2 separate regions of the Homo sapiens genome follow, and region 1 is linked to region 2. A link is an interaction called in ENCODE POLR2A ChIA-PET data of the cell type or tissue named here. Cell type or tissue: PC-9. All regions are shown on one strand. Links, peaks and the distances in the headings refer to the core of each region. The heading gives the core; the rest is flanking DNA.

What was found. ChIA-PET counts read pairs that join two places held together with the same protein. Peaks named below come from ENCODE experiments on the same cell type or tissue, not always from the same donor. Only the 100,000 strongest peaks of a DNase experiment are listed, where the experiment ranks them.
Region 1: POLR2A ChIA-PET joins it to region 2 with 6 read pairs; 2 of 35 experiments call an interaction of 5 or more read pairs at or near these places.

The regions. Positions count from the first base shown.
Region 1 is chr7:29,421,173-29,425,569 of GRCh38, forward strand. The region is part of intron 6 of CHN2 (chimerin 2); the gene reads left to right. Among named protein-coding and RNA genes, the nearest start is that of PRR15-DT, 140 kb to the right of the region's middle. In PC-9, for the core only: no CTCF peak of the experiment used is centred there; a DNase peak (open chromatin) is centred at 3,879.
Region 2 is chr7:29,567,647-29,572,043 of GRCh38, forward strand. No RefSeq gene overlaps it. Among named protein-coding and RNA genes, the nearest start is that of PRR15, 6.0 kb to the left of the region's middle. In PC-9, for the core only: no CTCF peak of the experiment used is centred there; a DNase peak (open chromatin) is centred at 2,125; H3K4me3 peaks cover 969 bases; H3K27ac peaks cover 1,724 bases.

The DNA of each region.
Region 1 (4,397 bases), core at 233-4,232, 150 kb before region 2:
ACTTTCAATGAAGGTCAACTCAAGTTCATTTCTCTTGCCCAGCACCAGAGGTTGATCTGAAGCCAGCCTGTCTGAGAGTCAGCAACAGAGTCAGCCGCACTGGGACTGTTCAGATCTTCAGCCTACCCAAGGGCAGACTCCCCAAATTAAAAATTACCCCCCATTTCCTGCCTTTGGGCTACTTTAGTGCCTCTCAGAAGTGTCCTCAGGGAAACGGCTCTGGAAGGAAGTAAAACTGAAGGCAGAGCTGGTAAAAAGTTCTGTGCACAGAGGAATGTGAGGCTACTGGCTAAAAACGACTGGGTTTCAAGTAGTCTTGCACCTGCCGCCCTAACCACACATAAGAGAAGTGACTATTGGGACAACCAAAGCTCCTTGATGCCTGCACTTCCTCCTGCTTTATTTCTTCATCTCCAAAGGGATTCATCCAATGACTTCTTTTGGCAGGAACATTCTAGCTCAGAGAAGGTGAGCTGAAAATTAAGAATAGCTGTTTGAGGAGAAAGTGAGAGAAGGGCTCATAAACGTCTGAGATAGAATGTACGTGAATGTCCATGAAGGCAACCACATGCCTGTGAGTGTAAGTCACACAGGAAGGTGCTGGCCGATGGTTTGTATGAGAGCACCCCCATCCTTGCCATGGCCACATTAAGAAGCTATTTGAACACCGGCCCATATATATTGTGATTTTCTCAGAGGGGAAGATTTAAGGGACTTGAAGAAAGCAGACAGCGTTTCCTACTGAAATGCTGTCAGGCAAGCTATGCACAGAACTTCCAGTCACATATTTGGTGACTATTAACATGGGAATCACCGAATATGGGTATATTTTTATGCCACATAGGGACATAAAATTCCCTGCTATAATAGAAAAATGTAACATTCTCCTTTGAAATATCTGTACTCTGTTTAAATTAGCAAGTATACATGGTCAGAATTCATGTATTTGTGTTAGTTTTCCAAGTGAGGATTTTTTTAATGACTTTCTCTTCCGGGTCAAGTGTGTTAATTTTAAGGATGACTTTAGCACTTTTTATTATAATGGATCTTTTTTAAAAGAATGATGGAAGGTTGGGCGTGGAACCTCTTTCAGCCTGAGCTTTAAGCAGCCCTTTGAGTGACCTGATGGATGTCAAATACACACAGGTGCAGCAGCCGGCACCCGCCAGGTGTGCTATCAATTCCAGCCACTGGTATACTACTAGTTTTTAAGGTAGTTCCAGAGTCATGGTTAAAAAATGAAGTCTCTGACTGTGATGTTTCCTGCATGATCAAGGTCAAATTTTAAAGTCATTTTCCAGATCTAATAGACGGCCTCTCTCCCTGGCCACTCTCTGAGCAAAGTAGCCATAGCTGAGATTTTCCTTCACAAATTAAATATATGTATATACTTAGAGAAGCAGTTGCTGATGTTTTGAAAAAGGAGTATTTACTTAGAAAAGCAAAACAAATTAGTAAACTGCTTGCTTTACATAAATAAACTCTTTGGAATCATGTGGTATTTCTACGAGATGTCAGGGCTATTACCTGTGGTCAGATAAATTTGCATCTTACAAAGCTAACCAGGTTTCTTTTTCATAGGACTTCTCGGTGGGCTAGCTTACCCCAGAAATCTCCCAGAGGGGCTGGAAGCTGAGTGGTTCCCACTTTTATCTGCCCATGGAAAGCTTTCAGTGCTGGACATCTCTCAAACTAATGTTCTGAGAAACACACTTTGGGAGAAGTGGGGCAAATGCAAATGAAAAATAGAGAAAAAGCTTCCATGTTTAGGGGTGTGCTTCGTAACTTACACTGTTACAGCTCTTTTTACATACTTGACTTGTTAATTCTACTTCCTTCTTCAGGCTGCTTTTGACTTTGGCCTGTTCGTACCAAACCTTGCCTATCAAAGCGTTATATAAATTGCTATAGAAAAGATTTCAACTGAATTAGGAACACCAAGGAAATGCTTTCAATTCCCAGATTCATAGAATGTTAGCACCCAGGGTGGAGAAAAGAAGGAAATGACGGGGACGTTTATTTCATGCTTATGTCCCAGCCCAGTGATGGCCAGACTTGTCTCCCCTGACAATCAGTGGGTGCTGGAATGCACTGCCCCTGCACCCCGCAGGACTGAAGACTCATTCCCCCAGCAGCTGGGCAGGCTGCAGGCAGACGCCCCCAGGTGAAGGAAGCTGTGTTGTCCAAAGCCCACATCCAGTGACTGTGTAACCTGAGGGTATAAAAGCTCAGCTTCTTTGCTGCAATTTGGGACAAGTCTGAAGGACCAGCCACACTTCAGAATTCCCTGGGGTCAGCTGGGGTTTTTGTTGAGACTGCCTTGCCATACCTCCCCCTGCCCAATCTTGCATCCTGTGCATGCCACTGGCCTTGGAATCTGCTTCCCAGAAAACCTGGCCAGCAACGGTTCTCCAGGAAGGACGAAATCTCAGGCTAAAACTGGAAGTGGAAAGTAGCCACTTTATTTTCTTTTTAATTCATTTTAATTTCCATCTCAAGCTTCCATTCTGCCTAATGGCAATATCATAGTCTTTGTCAATTTAGAGTAAATTCAGCCAGTTCAGGGATTCCCTCTCCCCACTTCCCCCTGGGCTTACGTCTCCTTTCCATGGGACTTCAGGAGTTGTCATCTCTCTGTGCCAGAATCCATTGAAACATCCCATATCCTGGTCGCAGGCTGGTTTGTAGTCCATGCCCCATTTGTAGCTGCATCCTTTTTGGCTCAAATGCCAGGTCTTACCTGGCGGCTACCTCTCAGTGCCACGTCCTTGCCACTCATAGCTGCAAGGGAAGGACCATTCTTCTGCCTCCCACTCATGGTGGGCTACTTGGGGACAACATGAGGTTGCCTAATTTGCCACTATAGAAATTGTTTGTTTATAGGGCGGAAAACCCACTATAGTAGAGTTCCATTGTTTAGCACTGAAGTATTATTCAAAGTAAGTGATTTAGAGTTGTCCAGAAAGTCCTAAAGAAGAAGTTATTTTTTGGTGTCCCTGGGTGAAATAGAGGCCGTCAGACATGTTCTACAGAAATAGTTTTTAAATTAGTTCCATGCAACCTCCCACATTGCTTTAACATATCTTTATTGAGTACCTTCCATTTATGGGTTTGTTCAAGATGCCGGGGACATAGTAGAGAAACACATAGGGAAGACCCTTGATCTCCCCAGTTTTTTTTTAAATAGGAATTTGGTCCCTATTAAACCAGGACATCTTCAGCAGTGATTTCAATATGAGGACCACAAACAAGATGGCATTTGCTTTCACTTCCCCTGTCGGAGTTAGGTGAGATCCCACTTTCGGTGGCCTCCCCCAAGGGAACATCAGCACTACCTTCTGCTCAGTCAATTGTCACAACTGTTGACTCTCTAAATAGTCAGCAACTTAGACTTTCTCCATGAATTGGCAGTGCACAGGCCACATCTGGCTGACAGACATGTTTTGACTGGTTCGTACATTGTTTTTAAAAATATTTTTAATTTTGGAGATTTTACAAACATTTGGATTTCTAGTTTCTCTTTTTTAAAAAAAATCTGTTAGGCCAAAGTTCACAGCCTCATATGGCAACCAATTTAGCCAGAGTTTAAGTACTGCCTCGTCCACCGCGCTGCCTTCAGATGGGGCAGGTGCTTTGCAGTTCAGCACAGTCTGGTCAGACAGCCACCCTCCCTCACCTCCTTTACCCTCTGGCCCCTGGAGGCCTATTCCTGGAGGATTTTGTCTTTACATTAATCAAGGCTGACAAAGCTGCATCCTGGAGCTTGTGATTCTGGCCCCACCTACTATAGTATTTACCTGACCAAGCTTTGGCTTGGTGCTTTGCACCTGCATCAAGAGATTTGACAAGCAGTGGATGTTGGTGACTCACACACTGTTGATTGTGATGTGGACTGTTTCACACCCTTAACAACCATCTCTATGACAGCCATTGGTGTTGATTGAGAGATCTCACTCGTTCGCTGTCCCTCTAGCAATGATAGGATGAAAGACCCAGCCCCCCTGCGGTTGGGTGAGGCCATATGGCACTTCAGACCAGTAAAGTATGAAAGGAGATGATGTAGATTTCCAGATGAGTGCATTGTCTGCCTGTGCAAGATGCCCAGAGCTGTCTTCTCCTCCCACTACTGCAATCAGCAGCATCCAAGATGGTGGGTGCTGCCAGCTGAGTCCCGGAGGGAGGAGACACGGAGCAGACCCCCAGCTGAGGAACAGAGGACATGGAGCATGATTGAGATGTAGATCTTGGTAGATACAAGAAACTCAGGTTTTGGGATCTTTTGACCCTGCAGCATGACCTAGCCTGTACTGAGTAATACAGTCCATAAAAGAGACTTCTCCAAGAGTCCTGAGAAAAATTCTTCTTAGAAGCTGGTTTCCACTTATCTTATGGATCCT
Region 2 (4,397 bases), core at 231-4,230:
ATCAAAAAACAAGGCCAGGTACGGTGGCTGATGTCTGTAATGCCAGCACTTTGGGAGGCCTAGGAAGGTGGATCACCTGAGGTCAGGAGTTCAAGACCAGCCTGACCAAAAAGGTGAAACCCTGTCGCTACTAAAAATACAAAAATTAGCCGGGCGTGGTGGCAGGCACCTGTAGTCCCAGCTACTCGGGAGGCTGAGACAGGAGAATTGCTTGAACCTGGGAGACAGAAGTTGCAGTGAGCAGAGATCGTGCCACTGCACTCCAGCCTGGGCATCTGAAGGAGACTCCATCTCAAAAAAAAAAAAGACTGAACTCTGCGCAGCTAAAGAGGTGGGGGTATTTTCCCCACCCCTTTGCTTTAAAAGCTTATTTCCTTAAAGTATGCATTTATCTAGTTTCAGACCCTTTAGATCTAACAACCTGAAGATTCTTAACAAAAAGCTGTTCGCTTTTATTATGAACTTCAAGAAAAAGAGTAAACGAATACCATTTGCTTTGAGAAAATTACAAGAGAGTTATTGTAGTCGTTAAGAGGCACTGGGATCTTTTCCCACCACAATTCAGTTCATTTATAAACACCCAGAAATGCATGGCAGGAAAATTATATTGATCAAAGTGTATATCTTTGTAGATAATGACAAGCAGGAACTTAATTATAGCTTCTCGATTTGTATATGTAGACAAGCTATTTTTTTGTTTCTCCCAAATTAGTAATTTATAAAGTAGCAAAACAGTTCGATTGTTAAAAGAAATTTAACAAAGAAATTTGATGAAGATGGCTGAAATGAATTTAAATTAATGAATCAAGCTTTGGTGCCAGCAGAATAATACAGCTAATTTTGATACATGAGTTTCCACATACCAAAGGCCTTACACTAAAGGAAAGTGTATATCTAGAGGTTATGAACACCTTAAATTAAAAGAAAGTATGTGAGAGGACTTTTTTAAGCATGAAAAGACATTTTCATTGTATACGTAAAACTGGAAAGTGTGTGACCAAAATCTCATCCAGGTGGGCTTCCTGGATGAGGCAGACTACATTCAGTTTAAATGGGCCTACCATCTCTAGATTCAGAAAAAGAAGAGGGAATTGAGACTTGGCATGAAAAAAGAATTCATGATAAGGGACAGGATTGGGGGTTGGCAGAGCAACGGGAGTGAATATAGCAAATGTTGTCAAATAAGGCTTTGGAAAACCTTCAAAAAGTATTTCAATTTCACTCCGTAGAAAGTAATCAAAATTAGAGTAGGTAACTACCCAAAATGTTCTCTCCCTCCTTCAGGAAGACCGATAGATCAGGACTGTACCTATTTATAAAATTAAGTCTGCAATTACATAAGTTTAAAATCCTATACTAACCCTTTCATCCAGTTTTATTGTTTTAAAGAACTTTTTTCTTTAAAATTACTGTAGATGAACAAAACATTGGCAAGTTTCAAGGTTCTGTGTCTAATTTTGGATCCCATCCAAATCTACAATTGCTGCAGATAATCAATAGCAGACATATAGTAGAGCAATGGAACTTATTACCATATTAACATGACATCTTTACCCCACTGTTCTGAAAGAATTTAAAACCATACTAATGCAGTTATGACAGTGAATGCAATTCACAATCTGCCATTGAGGTTTGTAATTACATCGTTTTAAAGCAGTCCTAAATTATGCAGTGGGAGGAATACACTGATTTAATCCCAACTCAGTGAAATCAGAAACCAAGCAAAATTGGTGGGACAGAAAGAGCATAAGGAAGATGAGAGAATTTGACGACGTGTCTTGCTGGGATTTATGTGCTTTACAGATGTTTAATTACATTCCAATAGTATATACAGATTTAATTTTTTTTAACCTTGAGATAATTTATAGTAAAAAAAAATGCTGAATTAAATTTGCAGTCAGAAACTTTTCTTTAAATTATCTTACAAATGAAATTTCACTCACAAATTTGGAAGCCATATCAGAAATTTTAACACTATACTTCCAAAGATATGGGAAAAAAAGGAACAAAACTCTAGCAGTGTATTTGCTACACACTTTTGTAACCACGATAATTATATACAAAGGGTAGTTTTTGCCCCAGTGACTCTCCTTGCAAAATCGGTGGCTGGGCAGTGACTCATATTACAGGTCACCTGAACGTCCCTTTGTGTCTGTACTTCTATTGTTCAGCACATTCTGACTTGCATTTCAAAAGCACAAACCCGACTTTACATATGCAATTAGGATGTTCTCCTTTAGTATAACACCTGGAAATATTTTTTCTGCTTCGAAACATTATGTGAACTCAGCAATTCTAGTCCTGCCAAGTCCTTAGAAGGGAAATAGAAACCTAATGAGCATTGGCTAAAAGCTTTGTCAAAAATAGTGCTTTTCCTGAGATGCGCAGAAGAATATTTGGGTGCCTTGAAAGAAGCAAATACTAAAAATGAGCAGACAGAATTTCAAATGAAAGGTAAACTTGAAAGAAATAAGTGAAAGGACACATATTCAGTGACCCCAAGAGACGTTTTATGAAAAAAGAGAGAAAGAATATTCTTTTTCCCCAGCTGAGAAGTGTCAATCGACTAGAAACAAGCACACAAAAAGCTAGCATGATATAGTAAGGAAAATGGATTTTTCCAAGTCTATTTTATTTTTAGAGGGTTTCATTATAACATAAATGTGGAAGATTGTTTGTTGAGATAGATTCATGTTTACCTCCATGACAAGTAAAAAGTGGGACCAGAGATATTTTATACATTTGGATGTCAACATGTAAATACCATAGACTAAGGCTAGGTGTGATGGCTCACACCTGTAATCTTAGCACTTTGGGAGACTAAGGTGGGAGAATTGCTTAAGCCCCAGAGGTCGAGGCTGCAGTGAGCCGAGATTGTGCCACTGCATTCCAGCCTGGGCGACAGAGCAAGACCCTGTCTCAAAAATAAAAAACAAAACAAAACAAGAAACAAATATCGTAGACTAGAAACAAGTGTGGAACCCGCAGCAAAGTTTGTCACTGATGGGCTGGCTGTCCCATTGCAGTATGTTTCTTCTCACCTGTTCTCTGTACTCCCTGACCCCATTCTTACCCTGCCTCCAAGGCACTGCACATGCATTCCCATGAGGCTCAGGGATACAGAAAAGGGGCTGCCATGAGACTTCCCGGACTCCTGCAGGCACAGTGTGTTGCCAATCACTTTGTTAGAAGACCATGCAGATTTGGAACATGGGATGAATAGTGTTCATGGTGAGAGAATATGACCACTAAGCGGATAGGATGTAAGGAAACTAAATAGACCTTGCCTTAGAAGAAGACAGTTGACCATTTATTTAGAAATGGCAATAGCCGTCAACCATGATAAATAAGATGGACAGTGGAATAAAAGCAGTCCTTCTGGGAATTCAAAGCAAGGAAATCAGCTGTGCTTTCAAACAAAATTGTACTACAGATGATGAAATGATAGACTCATAATTATGTCAAAGTTGTTGGCATAATCTTCTACAATAATGAGATCCATGAATGGAGTGTCTTTATTTCTGAGGTGTGGAACAAGACTGTTTACACAGGAAATAAAAATTTTTGGCCCTAAAATCAGGAAGATTCAGTTTAAAGAAACTGAAGATCCCTAACCCTAAGAAGAACCAGACACTGATTCACCTGCTGGTTAAGTAGGGATTATGGGACCAATGCTGGACCTCCCTGTGACATTTAAGAAGGTATTTTCCTGTGGCCGGGCACAGTGGCTGATGCCTGTAATCCCAGCACTTTGGGAGGCCAAGGCGGGTGGATCACCTGAGGTCAGGAGTTCGAGACCAGCCTGGCTAACATGGTAAAACCCCGTCTCTACTAATAATATAAAAATTAGTTGGGCATGGTAGTGCACACCTGTAATCCCAGCTACTCAGGAGGCTGAGGCAGGAGAATCGCTTGAACCCAGGAGGCGGAGGTTGCAGTGAGCCAAGATCGTGCCATTGCACCCCAGCCTGGGCGACAAGAGCAACACTCTCTCTCAAAAAAAAAAAAAAAAAAGGAATAAGGAATTTTCCTTGAGTTATAAGTATCCTGAATTAGGCATTTCTTTCTAGTAGCCAGTCATTAAGCATGCCCCTTGATTGATACCCTGCAAGGATAGCAGCAGAAAACTGCAGTTTTCAAGACACCTGAATATAGTCTTCTCTCTGACTTGCTCTTACATAAATCTTAGTTGATAGGGGTGTTACTCTACTCTTCTGTAAAATTGGGGAATTAGTTTATATTCCTGTTCTAAAACTCTGATTTAGTATTCTCCTATTCTGAGCAACTCGTTGTGAAAGTAAACTCATAAAATATTCATTGTTCACTTTGAAAACAAAAGGCACCAGCTGTCCAGTACTGATTGTTAAGTGGGGCGATGGGAGGGAAGTCTGAGAAGT